2 separate regions of the Homo sapiens genome follow, and region 1 is linked to region 2. Evidence: read pairs that join two places in POLR2A ChIA-PET (ENCODE). Cell type or tissue: CD4-positive, alpha-beta T cell. All regions are shown on one strand.

The links. Peaks named below come from ENCODE experiments on the same cell type or tissue, not always from the same donor. Only the 100,000 strongest peaks of a DNase experiment are listed, where the experiment ranks them.
Region 1: POLR2A ChIA-PET joins it to region 2 with 11 read pairs; 11 of 35 experiments call an interaction of 5 or more read pairs at or near these places.

Annotation. Positions count from the first base shown.
Region 1 is chr16:17,411,901-17,419,900 of GRCh38, forward strand. The region is part of intron 1 of XYLT1 (xylosyltransferase 1); the gene reads right to left. It overlaps LOC124903654 (a long non-coding RNA gene), which reads right to left. Exons shown (of 2, transcript XR_007065008.1): 1 at 7,875-8,000; 2 at 7,081-7,213. Among named protein-coding and RNA genes, the nearest start is that of XYLT1, 55 kb to the right of the region's middle. In CD4-positive, alpha-beta T cell, a CTCF peak has its summit at 4,769; DNase peaks (open chromatin) are centred at 2,701 and 4,921; H3K4me3 peaks cover 731 bases; H3K27ac peaks cover 1,097 bases.
Region 2 is chr16:17,356,444-17,364,443 of GRCh38, forward strand. XYLT1 (xylosyltransferase 1) reads right to left here. Exons shown (of 12, transcript NM_022166.4): 2 at 1,569-1,607. Among named protein-coding and RNA genes, the nearest start is that of XYLT1, 110 kb to the right of the region's middle. RefSeq lists an enhancer at 3,570-3,659. In CD4-positive, alpha-beta T cell, no CTCF peak of the experiment used is centred here; DNase peaks (open chromatin) are centred at 3,528 and 4,558; H3K27ac peaks cover 6,132 bases.

The DNA.
Region 1 (8,000 bases), 55 kb after region 2:
CTGCTGACTCACAATCCGGCTGCCCATCACTAGGTGGCCCGGAGGCCTAAGGTGAAAAGGATGTTGTCTTTCTCTGGGCACATTTTCAGAAAGCCCATTTAAACTTCTTGGTGGGGCAAGAGGGGGCATAAAAGGGGGAACAAGATCTTCCACATTGCAATATTCATGTTTTAATTAGCGAGTGTCCAGAACCTCATATCAACTTGATTTGAAGGGCATGTGTAAGAAGTATACCTACAACTCCTTCTCTGAGCCCCAAAATGGCCCCCAAAAACGCTCCGCACAGCTCCTGGGGTTGAAGATCCTGGTGAGGTGCAGTTTGTTCTCACAGCCACCGTGCAGCCCAGGTCCATGTGCATGATTCACACGAGAAACTAGGTGAATAGCACTCCTGGGGGTGCAGAGGTATACAGGGCAGAACCTGGCACACAGCACCAGGTCCACGTGAGGGGGTCCTGGCGCACACACACGTACACAAACACACACAAACCCCACACACATACCAAGGATTCCAGAATTCTGGGCTTAACTCAGCCTAGACTCTACCACATTCTTCATTCTGTAGTTAGAGGCCAAAATAAAACTCGTGTAAACAGATTAAATACCGTGGTAACCAAATTCAAACCAAACACCAAGGATTGGGTGGGGGGAGGGGAAATAGTCTTACTTTGAAGCATTTGGGGGTGTGGGGGTGGGGAAGAAAAGAGGTAAAGAGGCTCTAAAGATTCTAAGACATCAAAGTTCTTTTCCTGATTTCCCAGTGGAAACAGGACAGTTTCTTATACTAGGTCTCCCAGTGGATCACCATCCACCATCTTGGAAGGCAGCCCAACTGACTGAGTCCCAAGGAGACCTAACAGAGATTTACTTTCCCAAACAAGGAATACTTCAATAAGGGTGTATCTACAGTTAGAGTGCTTAATTCCTTTCCGAGATGTTTTCCTAATGGCAGCACTCCTGGGGAGAGTCAGAAGAATGTGTAACTGGTCAAATCCTGAACCTGATTTGCAGTCCAGCCCATGTTCACAATGCTCGTATCTGCTGAGCCTCTGACTTCTGCGACCAATATAGGCCAAGTGTGTCTGGAGAGATAATACATATAGCCACACTCCCCACCTTTTCCTCAAGACTAGTCCAGACCACAAGCTGGATGAGGTCAAAAACTATGTCTAATTTCTCACCATTGTATGCTCAGTGCCCAGGCTGGTGCCTGACACGCAGTAGGCAGTCAGTGAATACAGCCCAAAGAGAGGTATGGCCACAGTCATCCTATTTGTGCCCCCGGGACCTGGTACTCAAAAAAGAAGTAACATATCTGATGATGGTATACAGGCATGCATCAATGCCACACACTGTGCACTGAGGGGACACTGGGCTGGCTTCACACCCTTCAAGGACTCTAAGCAGTCATGCTGGGTACCCACACATGAGCAAGGAAGGGGGTGTTCTGTGTGTTTTCATAGATAATGCATTTGTCTATTTGCCATCCATTCATCACATGGCTAATTAGTTCAACTACACTTTCTTATTTTTTGTCATCATTTTTTTTTTTTTTTGAGACAGGGTCTCACTCTGTCACCCAGGCTAGAATGCAGTGGTGCGTGGTGCAATCTCAGCTCACTGCAGCCTCAACCTCTTGGGTTCAATCAACCTCAGTGTTCGGAGTACCTGGGACTACAGGTGCTCACCACCATGCCTGGCTAATTTTTGTATTTTTTGTAGAGATGGGGTTTCGCCATGTTGCTCAGGCCGGTCTTGAACTCCTGGGCTTAAGCCATCCACCTGCCTTAGCCTCCCAAAGTGCTGAGATGACAGATTTTCTGTATTGTAGATGCTCTAGCATTAGGGGTTTTATAGACCTGGGTAAAGACATCCCCTCCCAGTTCTAGCCCGTTCTTAGAGATAGCAAAGGGCTCAACCAGGAGCAAGCCTCTCACATGCAAACCAACAAACCCAGAGTCTATACCCCCTCAGCCATCACCATATCTAACTCTCACACACCAAGCCAATTTTCCCCCGCCCTAAACCAACCTGGGGCCAGGTAGCAGGCAGCTAGAGACCCCTCTAGAGCCCAAAGCCCTCCTGAAATTATTCAAGCCGGTCAATCCCAAACTGTTTGCCCTGCCTTGCCTCACCTTTCCTGTGGGAACCCCAGTAAAGGTTCTGGCCTAGATTTTCTCCTTACTCCTGTCTTCTGCCTCCAAACCAAAAAACCAGGGCCTCCTGCTGTGGCCCTGCAAGCATGCTGTGCCTCTTCTTTCTAGGGAAACTGAGTCACACTAAACTTTCAAGGGCATTGACCTCACTGTGATGTCACCCAGACATCTCTATTTATTTATTTGGTGGGCTTTATTTCTATTTATTTGACCTCGCTGTGTTGTCACCCAGACACCTTTATTTACTTATTCATTTATTTGGTGGGCTTCATTTATTTGTATTTATTTTTTAGAGACAGGGTCTTGCTCTATCACCCAGGCCAGAGTACAGTGGCACAATCATAGCTCACTACAGTCTCGACCTCCTGGGCTCAAGCAATCCTCCAGCTTTAGCCTCTGGAGTGGCTGGGACCACAGGTGCACACCACTATGCCTGGCTATCAGACATCTTTATAAATTAAGACCCAGGCACAAAACGAGACGGACCCGTGGATGAGTCTCCTTGTAAGCGCCTTGCTTTCTCCGCTTCCTCCCACACTCCACTGGGCACCCACAGGAAGCCCTGACACACATAATGAGAAATGAGCAAAAGGGCATTTCTGCAAAGGGAGATGAAAAACAAATCTTAGAGGAGTGGCGAGTGTCCTGGTTAAGGCTATGGAGCCAGGCAGCCTGGGTTTGCTTGAAGGTCACCCCTGCCACCACCTCCTCACTGTGTGTACCAGCGCAGCCCCTCACCACCCTCAACTGCCGTTTGCTCAGTTATGGAACGGGGACCAGGACAACACAAGATGCTGTGAGATTAAAGCGCATGAATACCCAACGGGGCCGGCATGTGGTGAGCACTGTGTGGACGGTAACTGCGATGATTCCTCACTCTGCCTTCTCCAAGGGAATCAGAACTGCAGACCCCCCGCAGAGAAAAACGATCACACCCTTTATTCAGCACTTCCCGCGTGTCTGACACACAGCACCCACAGCCTGGGGTATAAACACCAAAAACCACCCTCACAGGGGCGGAATGATGTTCATTCCCATTTTGCAGAAGGGAAAACTGAGGTTCAGAGAGGTTAAGCAGGTTTCCCCCAAAACACAAAGCTGGAATTGGTGCGTGCAGCCAGGATTTCTGACTCCAAAAACTCTCCTCTCCTCTCCCTACTTTCAATCTCCCCCATTTCTGATCCCCTCCCCTCCACTGCAACACATATATATTGAGTGCCTACTGTATGCGAAGAGCTGGTGCAGGAGTTGAGAACACAGCAGTGAGCAACACTGCTGGAATCCGAGTCTTTATGAATCCTACAGGCAGCAGGAAAGAGGTCATTGAGGGGTAATCTCAGAAATAAATGGAGGCCGGGCGCGGTGGCTCACGCCTGTAATCCCACCACTTTGGGAGGCCGAGGCGGGCGGATTGCCTAAGCTCAGGAGTTCAAGACCACCCTGGGCAACATGGTGAAACCCCATCTCCACTAAAAAATACAAAAAATTAGCTGGGTGTGGTGGCACGTGACTGTAGTCCCAGCTACTCAGGAGGCTGTGGCAGGAGAACCGCTTGAGTCCGGGAGGCAGAGGTTGCAGTGAGCTGAGATAGCACCATTGCACTCCAGCTTGGGCTACAGAGTGAGACTCTGTCTCAAAAAAAGGAAAAAAAAACCCACAGAAATAAATGGAGAGTTCAGATGGGGATGAGAGCTATGGAGGAAAAGGAGAAGCTGCTGTGGTGAGCAGGAATACGAGATTCCATTTGCTGTGCATGCAGTGTGTCAGACACACGGGAAGTGTTGAATAAAGGGTGTAATCATGGAATCAAATGGATCCCTGATCATGGATCAAGAATCACAGACAGCTTCTATGGGGAAGAACATTCTGGAAGGAACAGCAAGCATGAAGGTCCCCAAATGGGACAGGACTGGATATGTTTGAGGAACTACCAGAAAGTCAGTATGGCAGTGACACAGTGACAAGAGAAAAGCAGGCAATGAGAGGAGAGCAGAGGTCCTACCAAGCTCGGCCCTCCCGACAATTTGGGTTGGATCACTGTTTGCTGTGGCGCTGTCCTGCACTCTGTAGAATAAGATGTTTAGTGGCACCCCTGGTCTGTACCCACTAAATGCCTATACAGCTCCCGCCCTGTCCTGCCAACCAAAAATGTCTCCAGACATTGCCAGATAATGCACCCCACATCCCTTCCGGGATAAACTGTGAGACTCCACGGCGATGCTATTTCAGGGACAAAAAGAAGCCTGTGCTTATGGAACAGAAACTGGCCTTGCCACGACCTCATTAGTGGAGAGGATGGGCCCCACTCATTTGGGGGAATTATTTGGGGAAAAGTATAAACTCCCTAGCTCAGCAGACTGCGAGCTCCCCATGAAAGGCCATGTGTCCTGGTTCCTCACACGGGGCCTGAGATGCGAAAGCACAGAGGGTACCTGGGAGGGACTGAGAAAGGAGGGGACTGTGGGGTCCAGTGGGCACATCCCTATCACAATCAGCCTGTGCAGCTAGGAGGCTGCCACGCACATCGGCAGACTCTGGCTTTCAAAATGACCCTGGAGGAGCTGCGGCTCCTGCTGGCATGTCAATGTCAACAGCCTTTACCCTCCCCAGCTCCTGGAATGCTAGAATTTAGATTCTCAGTTCTGCGGGAGAGCAGGACAGATTTACGGAATTCTCAGCGGCTGCCTCCACCAGGGGTTGCCAGGGGCAAGCATCTGCACCGTGGTGAAACATCTCTTTGAACAAGGAAGTGAGAGTGAGCATGTGCATTAACTATCGGAGATGTGGGGGAGAGGAGGAAGCCATGCAAATGAGCACGGACAGCCAGCAGAGACGTTTAACCTTGGTGCTGCTAGAGTACCCACAAGTGCTAACGAGGTGGCTGGTGTTGCTTTAATAATCAAATAATAACCAGGCAATGGTTTAGATCCATTTTGGACCCTTCACAATTCCCAGGACTACACTTAACAGTTTGGTAAGACTTTATGGATAGCTTGCAAGTTTGAAGGCGTAACTTTGTAAGCTCAGTTTTGACCCTGGAGGAAGGAGGTCATGAGTAAGATAGGGACACCAAAAAGAAGTCAGGTGGTATGCTTTTTCCATTGACTCACAGTCATTTCCAGGAGAAAAGAAAACATCACTGTGCAAGGCTCTACTGACTCTCTTAATTTATCCTCACAACAGCCTCGTATAGTAAATATTATCCTATTTTACATGGGAGAAAAATGAAGTTTAGAAGCTTGGGAAATCTGGTCTTCATTATTTGGCTACTAACCCTTAGTTTCCATCACAATTCCCTCATTCTCTCAGCTCTAGTCTAGTCTGGATCCTTTTGCAGTCCTGCCCCAGGACCTTGGCACAGGTTGTTTCCTGTGCCTGGATTACTCTGACCTCCCTTCTTCACCTGGTTAACGCGACTTAACCTTCCCATTCCTGCTTGCTCATCTCCCAGAGCCTCCTCTGGGCTTTTTCCAGGCCAAACTACTCTAACAAAAGCTCTCTTAGCATCAAGACTGCTGCTTCTGCATCAGGACTCTTCAAAGTTACAATTTAACAAAGAAGCCGGCGTGTGCTAGTTCACCACCGTAGGCATATGCGTCAGATTCAAGATGGCTTCAAATTCTTTGACATGCCTTTATCGAAAGGTAGTGTCTTATTCCCCTCCTCTTGAAGCCAAGATGGCCTTACTGACTCAGCTGACCAATTGAATGCAGTGAAAGTGATGTTCTGGGAATTCTAAGCCTCAATGATAACATACATACCTTTGCAGCTCCTGCTGGACCTCTTAGAATATTTACTCTGGGGAAACTCCCTCTTGGAACCCAGCCACCATGTGGCAAGAAGCCCAAGACACACAGGATAGACCATGTCTGATGCAGCCAACAGCTCCAGCTGAGCTCCCCCCAACAACCCTCACCAACTGCCAGGCACGTGCATGAGACACCTTGAGCAACCACCACAGCCAAACCTTCAGATGATCACAGCCCACTCCATATGTGTCAGTAACATATGCAGAAATCCAAGAAAGAACCATCCAGCCACGTCTAGTCAGCCCACAAAACCTTGAGAGATGATACTAAAGCACTGTTTTAGTCATTACGTTAGAGAACTATTTGTTACACAGCAGTAGATGATCAGAACCCTGTAAGATCCAGCATAATGAACAGTTGTTCAGCTTGTACACACCTTAGGCAGCAGCTAGGACTAGATGCTTAATAAATATATTATTTATGGATTAGACAAAGAATGTAGTGTGTGAAAAGATTAAGGTGGAGGCTGGATTTATACCCGTTTATATAACTCCAAGTTCCTCCTCTCTTTTCTTTTTAACCATAGCCTAATGCTCCCTTAAAAACAATAAAACCATTTTATTTCCAGCCTATCATATTTGATGCAGGTTTGGGAGGAAGAATACAATATTCAGACAGAGCCATGTCACAACAAAATGGCAGCTTTGGTTGCTTGTCATGCCTGGAAAAAAGTTCAGAGTTAAAAAAAAAAGTAGCTTGAGGCTGGGTGTGGTAGCTTACACCTATAATCCTAGCACTTTTGGAGGCTAAGGTGGGTAGACTGCTTGAGCCTAGGAGTTTGAGACCAGCCTGGGCAATATGGCAAAACCCTGTCTCTACAAAAAATACAAAAATAAGCCATCCATGGTGGTGAATGCCTGTAGTCCCAGCTAGTTGGGAGTCTGAGGTGGGAGGCTCGCTTGAGACCTGGACATTGAGGCTGCAGAGAGCCATGATGGTACCACTGCACTCCAGCCTGGGTGACAGAGCAAGATCCTGTCTCAAAAAATAAATAAATAAATAAAAAGGCTGTTCTTATGTCATTACACTCATTGACAGCACAGGGGTCTCTATGCCCTCTCTGCAGTTATAGCATGAGCGCTGCTGTAGGCGATATCTAAATGAATGGGTATAGCTGTGTTCCAATAAAGCTTTATTTACAAAAACAGGCAGTGGGCCAGATTCGCCCAACCCTAGTACACAGCATAATACAGTGGTCTTTCAATTTAGCAGTAAGCACGCAGTATAGGGAAAAGTTAATCCACGGACCTCTTTTTCCTTCTGTAAATTGAAAGAGAGGGAGCCTGCTTCCTTTGATTTGAGTATGGAATGACCTTGGCTAGTTCGTGAAGCCATCCATGGTGGTGAATGCCTGTAGTCCCAGCTAGTCGGGAGTCTGAGGTGGAAGGCTCGCTTGAGACCTGGAGGTTGAGGCTGCAGAGAGCCAGGATGGTACCACTGCGCTCCAGCCTGGGCGACAGAGCAAGATCCTGTCTCAAAAACAAAAACAAAAAAAGATAGACTGCTCTTATGTCATTACACTCATTGACATAGCTCAGGGGTCTCTATGCCCTCTATGCAGTTATAGCATGAGCTATAGACAATAGGTAAATGAATGGGCATAGCTGTGTTCCAATAAAGCTTTATTTACAAAAACAGGCAGTGGGCCAGATTCGCCCATCCCTGGTACACAGCATAATACAGTGGCCTTTCAATTTAGCAGTAGCCACGCAGTTTGTAAACTCAATGAAACAGGCAATGCCTTTGACTGAAATGACTCTTGGTACTTTAATTTTGCATTTTAGACAACATCTTTCACTGCATTTTCACATGCTGAAATGGGTTCAGATTTCTAAAATATAAGAAAAAGTTACAGTAAAACAAAACAAAACAAAAAACACTTAATATAGGGAAAAGCTAATCCATGGACCTCTTTTTCCTTCTGTAAATTGAAAGAGAGGGAGCCTGCTTCCTTTGATTTGAGTATGGAATGACCTTGGCTAGTTCATGAAGGCAGGAACATTCCATGAGACAGGAGTTAGGAAACCACTGGGTC
Region 2 (8,000 bases):
GTGGCTATACCTGTGTGCCAGAGAATGCAAGGACAGAAAAGCACAAGGAAACTGTGAAGATCTGCTGGCCTTCCCCATCAGGGAGGAAGCAAGGAAGGTCTCCTCATTCCTCTTAGGAGAACCCAAGCAGAGATGCCAAGGAGAGGGCAAGGACCCAAGGTGGAGGAGGCAAAGGCCAGGGGAGCAGGTGGTCTTTTCCAGTCCACCCCAGAAACCCTTGAAATCGCTGAGCTGTCATTCAGCCTTGAAACGTTCGAACAGGTTTGACTGTGTCTGACACTTGCAAGCTATTCACTGTGGGGCTCTGAACGAGGCCTGTCCTGTCTGCCTACTCTCTTTACTGTCAGCCAAACCCAAAGAGCTAAGGAAATGATTAATCCAAAGATAAGAAACGTCCCCTTCAGATCCAGCAGGAAAAGTAACAGTTCTATTGGTTTAAAAAGCTGCCACTTGCCGGACGCAGTGGCTCATGCCTGTAATCCCAGCACTTTGGGAGGCCAAGGTGAGCGGATCACAAGGTCAGGAGATCAAGACCATCCTGGCTAACACGGTGAAACCTCGTCTCTAGAAAAAATATTAAAAAATTAGCCGGGCGTGGCAGCGTGCGCCTGTAGTCCCAGCTGCTGGGGAGGCTGAGACAGAAGAATGGCGTGAACCCGGGAGGCAGAGCTTGCAGTAAGCCGAGATCATGCCACTGCACTCCAGCCTGGGCAACAGAGACTCGGTCTCAAAAAAAAAAAAAAAAAAAAAAAAAAACGCTACCACTCACAAGCACTTAGCACGTACCCCGGACTTTATAAACATCATTTCCTGTGACCCTCAACCACAACTCTGCAAGGTGGGCACTATCACTGGGATGACGTTTCAGATGCGAAGACACTGGCTTAGACATTATGTGGCCCCATGAACACTGCAGGGCTAGAAGACACAGAGGTGGAATTCCACCTGGCTCTGTTGAACTCCAAGGCCTATACTCATAGCTGCTGCACTGTCCTAGCTCCCAGGAAGGCAGAAAGCAGACAGTCAGGGCCGTGCCCTCCCTTACAAGACCCGCTGGTCATCCTCCTCCCCACACGGAAATGCCACTGCAATCACAATTCCTCAGAATGGCCTAACACGCAAGCAGATGAAAGGGTGCAACTTCCTTCCATATGCTGCCCTCACTGCCAAGGAATAAAAGTCCTCCAAGTTCAGGCATCAAAGAGTAGCATCTTCCCACTTCATGGCTCTCCTCTGTCTCCTCTCTCCTTTGCATGAACCTCCGCATGATGGTTGGGCAGGAGCGAAGGACAGACGAAAACTCAAAAGAAATGATTATGGTTCTCGCCACAGGTGGGAGGGGCACCAGACACCTGGGTGCGAATGTGCACCCATGCACACCCACACCATTGCACACACGTGTACACTATATGCCAGTGTGTATACATACATGTGCAGGCACACACACATCCAAATGGGACCAGGGGCAGCCATGGGCCTGTCCAGCCTTTCAGAGCCACGGGACAAGTCCCCTTGAGAGCTGGAATACTAAGGCTGAGATAAGTGGCCAAGACAGGAAAGATACTTACCTGAGTCTCCAGGGTGATGAGCGGACTTGGGTGTGGATCCTGTAGGATGAAAGGAGAAAATGCACGTGAGGAGTGAAAAAAAGTTAACTTACTACCCCAGCATCTTTTTCTTTCTTTCCTTTTTTTTTTTTTTTAAGAGACAGGGTCTCGCTTTGTTGCCCAGGCTGGAGAGCAGTGGCATGATCATAGCTCACTCACTGCAGCCTCGACCTCCAGGGCTCAAGTGATCCTCCCACCTCAGCCTCCCAAGTAGCTATGACTACAGGCATGCACTATCATGCCAGGCTTTTTTAAAAAATTATTTTTGTAGAGATGGGGTCTCGCTATGTTTCCCAGGCTGTTCTCCAACACTTTGGCCTCAATGATCCTCCCACTTCGGCCACCCAACGTGCTGGGATTATAAGCATGAGCCACCACGCCAAGCTCCCAGCATCATTTTCAAACAAAGCTTGATTTCCCCAGTGGTCAAGCCACCCCACGGGGAGGGCAGCCCAACCTGTGTCCTCCATTCTACAGAGACATCAGGACAGCTTGGCCCAGTCTGCAGGCCGCCCCAACACTTCCTCTCACGCACAAGTGATGAAAGAGGCTCAAGTTTTTATGAAGGAAATGCCCACATGGAGATCACACAAAACAACAAAATGTAAAGAAAAAAGAAACAAGGCACCCTTGCCAAAGAGCTCAACGTGTATCCAAACCCTCTATAAGGAGAGTTTGGCTCCGTAAGAGGATTAGGAATAAACCAGAAAGAATATAAAGTCCTGACTAGGAACAAGGCCATCATCAATTTGTGTCTGATCTTGGAAAGAACAAGGGAAGGAATGAGAGCGAGCAGCTTAATTTCTGGTTTGAGGAGCACATTCCATGGTCTGGGGAAGGTCTTTTTTTAGGATAGAGAAGGCCAGAGAAATGTCCTATTCATTCACTCTGTACAAAAGCCGATTGACTGGGAATGCTTGGTGGTACTGTCTCGGGTCATTAAGCATGAACCCTTTGGGTTGGAGGAGAGACAGGGAGGGTACAGGAGGAGGAAAAGACTGATGGGAGGAGTTGGTGGTGTCCAGTGAGTGGTTTCCAAAGAAAACAGGAAACCCAGCACATGAAGGCTATTTCTGTCTATACCACGTCTGCTCTGAACTTAATCATCTTGGATTTATAATTCTGGGAAAAACAACCTCAAGCTTCCTCTGATAGAGAATGGGCATGATTTTAGGGCCCTGAAGTACACATCCAGTTTGAAGCTTTGCTTTGTCTTAGCAGATTTTCCACCACGGGGTTTTAGGAAGCCATGCAAATTAGCACCAGCCCATTGTCCCATACTGTGAGCAAGAAGGAAATGCAGGGAAATTGGAACTTTCTAAACCCCTTCTCTAGGTGAGCTGCCATTCACTGTCTTGATGACTGTTCTACGGTATCTTTGTAATGATGCCCAATTCTGAGGAGTGTAAGAGGCACGATCTCAGAAATACGGTGAGCTCTGCTCAGCTCTGTCCTTTAGGAAGAGGAATTCGTCGTCCCCCAACTCCAATTCTGAGTCCAACTCCCAGTAATTCTCCATTGGTGTAACTGAAAGGAAACTGCCAAGAGAACATCCCACTCTAATTCTCACATTCCCCCAGGCATTGAGTCTTCCTCATACCCAAGAAAACATGGAGGGGAATATGTTCTCCCCGTCTCCCCACATTGCAGCCTTGACCTATAAAGGAATCTGGGGAAGTCATGAAGGAGCTGTTTTGGGCCTGTCTCTTCAAATCCTTACTGATTCCTTCCCAGGGGTGAAGAAGTGGCAGCTAGGATTGGTAAAACCCGACATTCATAGAGCAACTTTCTTTTGATCAGGCAGGTTTTGTATCACTCGCATGCAGAAAGAGTCTACTCTGTACTTCCTGTTTCCCTGTGTTGGGGCAGGACCCATTTTTGTCTTTGGGAAGCAAGACCATCCTCCTGGTCTGTGGGTGGCAGCATGAGTCAGACCTGGTACGAGCTTAGTGGGCGAGAGCATGCAACATCTGCTGTTCAGGTCAGAGTAGTCTGTGTCTGTCTGTCTGTCCATTCAGATCTTACCACCTCGATTTTGATTATAAGATAAGAAGCTGCATCTCAGCCTCAAAATTAGCCTCAATCTCCAAGCCAAGTGCTAGCAAAGCACCAGACTGGGGTGTTGGGTGCATGCCCAGATTAATTAAGCTGTACTTCACAGACCATTTGGCTATTGTCTGAGACTTAATGCTTCATTGCTTAGAATCTCCAAGAGGTTGAAGAGGGGAGAATGCCATCCTGACCCCTAAAAGCAGCTCCAATGGACAAGACTTTCCTTGGGAAGTCACAGGAAATCTCTGTCAACTGTGTTGACAAAATCAAAAGCCTGATCTCTAGACACAGTGAAGCATCAGCTCTCTATTTGATGTTCCAAAATCAGAGACCTTATCAGTGCATGGTCAGGGATCCAAGATTAAGAAGATTCTGGAAAGCAAAAGCACAAATGCTATCTATTTAGCATCTTCATTAACTAACTGGGAAGAAGATAAAGTCCTCACAAGGGGCCACATCATTAATACTTGGGTTTCACTTGCCAGCATCATTATGCTCTCCTCCCTCTGCACACACTGGAAATGGAAGACTCTCCCTAAAGAGCCTCAGTCCAGAGGATTCAAGGTATGACTATATATCTGTGAGGTCTCGCTTTCAGCAACATCCTCCTTAATTGGAAAGGCTAACGAAGTGGAACCAGGTCAATGATGCTGTCTGCCTAATCCATCCTATCTGTCTAAATTGGGACTCTTTGGTTTACAGTAGAGTAAATTCCTGTCCATCAGAGGAAAGCCTCCTGGAGACCAAAGGGGAATTTGCAATGTGCGTGCACGCTACAGTGGAGTGCTTTTAGAATCTTAATGCCGGTACCAGTAACCATGGAACCGCCTACAACAAGGAAAGCCCTTTCCTATCATCTATTGCAATGGCTCAGTTGGGGAAGTCAAATGGGGAACCAGGTGCACTGAATTGGTGGCCCTCATTCGTCACAGCTCCTAGATCCATGCCCTCTGGTCATGTGACTCGACAGTTCTTTACTGTGTGCTTCTGCAGCCCTTAAGCTTGGGTTTGCCCATTTGACTGCTTTGCCCAATGGGAGGTTAGTAGATGTGGCATAAGCAGAAGCTTGAAATATGCTTAGGTGATCAAGTGTGGCCTACTGTGTTTTTGCCATTGCCACAAGAGATCATGTCCCCAGTACCTTGCTGGTCCAAGGAGGATGCCAGACACGTGAAACAAACCTGTACACAATCTACAGCGTGCAGCCACGCCCCGCCTAGATCAGCCGACCCCCTGCCAACACAGAGAAAATATATGCTTGTTGTTTCAAGCCACTGAGTTTTGAAGTCATTTGTTATACAGCATTATTGTGGCAGTAACTGATATACTTTCTAAACACTGACCTCGATAGATCAAAAAGTGTTGTCACAAACACTCACAGACTCAGAACCTAAATAATACATGCTCTTTCTCTAAGTCTGCAAATGCATCCCAGGAACCTGAAATTACTACAGCTAACAGCGATCATTTATAGAGGGCCTCCTAGGTGCCAGGCCCTGTGTGCTAGCTCTATTATTACATCAAGCAAGGAAATAAGTGACCATCAGGATCTTGCATGCCTCTGAATTAGCCTTCAATCCTGTGTGCCCAATATACCAGTCCTTCTGAATTTATTATTTAGATACCAACACAACATGACAGGAAATGATTACTCAGAATCCTTTTGCCTGAAAATACATACAGTTTTCATTCCTTTGGTTTATTCTTAACTTTGTCCTATGGGCATATTACTTGACTGAGGTTCTGAACAGTTGAATACTAGCAATAAATGACATTTGTTAAGTTCTCACTATGTTCCAGGCACTGGGCTTAACTTCTATGCGTGTATCATTTCGTTTACCCCTGTAATAACCCTAAGAGGTAGATACTATCATTATCACTATCATTAGTATAGAGATGGAGAAACTGATGACCAGAGAGACTGGTAACCTGTCCGAGTCACACAGATGCTGTTGAAAGCCTGGATCTGATCCCAGCATCTTACACTGGAGAACACTGGGTTCCACTCTTTCACAAGAGCTCTGCTGGAAAATATATTATTACTTTAGACAAAATAATCCTACAATTTTTGGATAATGTCTATCAAAATCAAGAATACTTACAGCAAATAAGCAGTACCACCTTAACAAATACCGTAATCTTTTTTTTTTTACCATCTGTCTTTTTTAAAAAGGTAGCGGACATGGTTGATAGAAATTAGCACACATATCATGACTAGAAACAAAACAGTCACTTTGCCACAGCAAGGAACCATGTAAAGTTAGCTAAATCAATCCACACGTGTTTACTAAGTTCCGATTCAGTAGCTAGCTCTATGCGTGGCAGGCACCATGAGGGAGACAGAAATGAGTTTAAAGTGACTCTGTGTACACTGCTATTCCCAAAGGTAACTGTTTAAATAAGAGGCAGGAGCCTGATTACAGGTCTTAGAGCAATGAAACTTGTCTACACCTCAAAAGTCTTGCTTGTAAGACCAAGAAGCCAGGCTCAAGGCCAAAGGCTTAATTTTAACAAGCAATTAAGCCCCAACAAAGAAAGTAGAGAGAGGAGGAGGACTTTGTTCGTTATCATTCCACACATACATCAAACCTATCTGGCTCTCCTGGCGGATTCTGAGCCCTGAGCTAAGCCTCAGCCATTGGAAAGCATGTTCTCTTCCTTTGCTTTGAGGACATTCAGAAGACAGTGCTTGTTCTTTGGTGTTAGGCAATGACATTGGTGTAGAGATAATGACACTGGAACTCACGCCTTCAGAGCCAGGTATCTCCGTGAAGCCCACCAAATCAACAACATAGACAATGGACATTTACATGCTACCTTCTTCCACAGACGCTCCCAGGGAACACTTCAGAAGGCTGGCTTGGTGCCTTCTCTCCGCCAAGAGCCCTCTAATTAAGGCCAGAACTGGGAATCTTCCACCATCAAAAGATGGTGTCTCACTGTCACTCATCATCCAACCACCAGATAACTTGGAAAATCTAAGAAACTCTTCTTGGGATTGCAGATCACAGCGAATGAAAACTCACTCATGACTCGAGCCTGCTGGAGAATGTCCAGCTCTAGCCAAGTCTGAATGACCAGCCAGAAACCTAAAGGGACACTGTCACTTAGCTGCAGGCCTAGTAGTGCAGGACAAAGATGAATTATTCAGTGGGAAAAGAGGGCAGGTTTAGGGGTCGCCCCAGAGTTCAAACCATACATAACCACTGTATTCATTTGCTAGGGCTGCTATAATAATACACAGGTGAGGTGGCTTAAACAACAGAGATTTATCCTTTCACAGTTCTGGAGGTTGAAAGTCCAAGGTCAAGGTGTCTGCAGGTCTGGCTTCTGAGGTCTGATTCTCCTCCTAGCCTGTAGAGATGGTGGCCTTCTCACTGTTTCCTCACACAGCCTTTTCTCTATGCATCCCGGGTATCTATGTGTCAAAATTTCCTCTTCTTTTTGGGGTGCCAGAAATGGAGTCTCATTCTGTGGCCCAGACTGCAGTGCAGTGGCACAATCCAAGCTCACTGCAACCTCCGCCTCCTGGGTTCAAGCGATTCCCCTGCCTCAGCCTCCCGAGTAGCTGGGATTACAAGTGGTTGCCACCACGCCCAGCTAATTTTTTAGAATATTTTTAGTAGAGATGGGGTTTCACCATGTTAGCCAGGCTGGTCTTGAACTCCTGACCTCAAGTGATCCACCTGCTTCAGCCTCCCAAAGTGCCGGGATTACAGCTGTGCACCATCATGCCAGGCTAATTTTTGTATTTTTAGTAGAGATGGGCTTTTGCCGTGTTGGCCAGGCTGGTCTCGAACTCCTGACCTCAGGTGATCTGCCTGCCTCACCCTCCCAAAGTGCTGGGATTAAAGGCATGAGCCACCAGGCCTGGCTCAAATTTCCTTTTCTTATAAACAAACCAGTCAGATTGGATGAGGGCCCCATTAATTTAATGCAATCACCTCAGTAAAGGCCTTATCTCCAAATAGTCACATTTTGAGGTATTGGGGGAGGAAGGGTTTCAACATATGAAATTAGGGTGGGGGTACAATTCAGTCCATAACAACCACCTAGCACCACTTGCGACCTTGGGCAAAGTCCTTAGCTTCTGTGAGCTTTATTTTTCTCACTGACCCCCACGTAAACAGGTAGGATTATACTTGCCAACAGAGCTACTGTAACAAAGTGGAAAACAGATTTTCTGGGACCTTTTTGTAAGGGACACTATTAATAATTATACAAGCTTAACAGGTATAAACCCAGACTGTCCCAGGAAACCCTAAGATAGGCTCCTCTTTGTCTTGAACACAGCATACCACTGACATCATGAGTTGTCGTGAACATTAAATAAAAATAAAT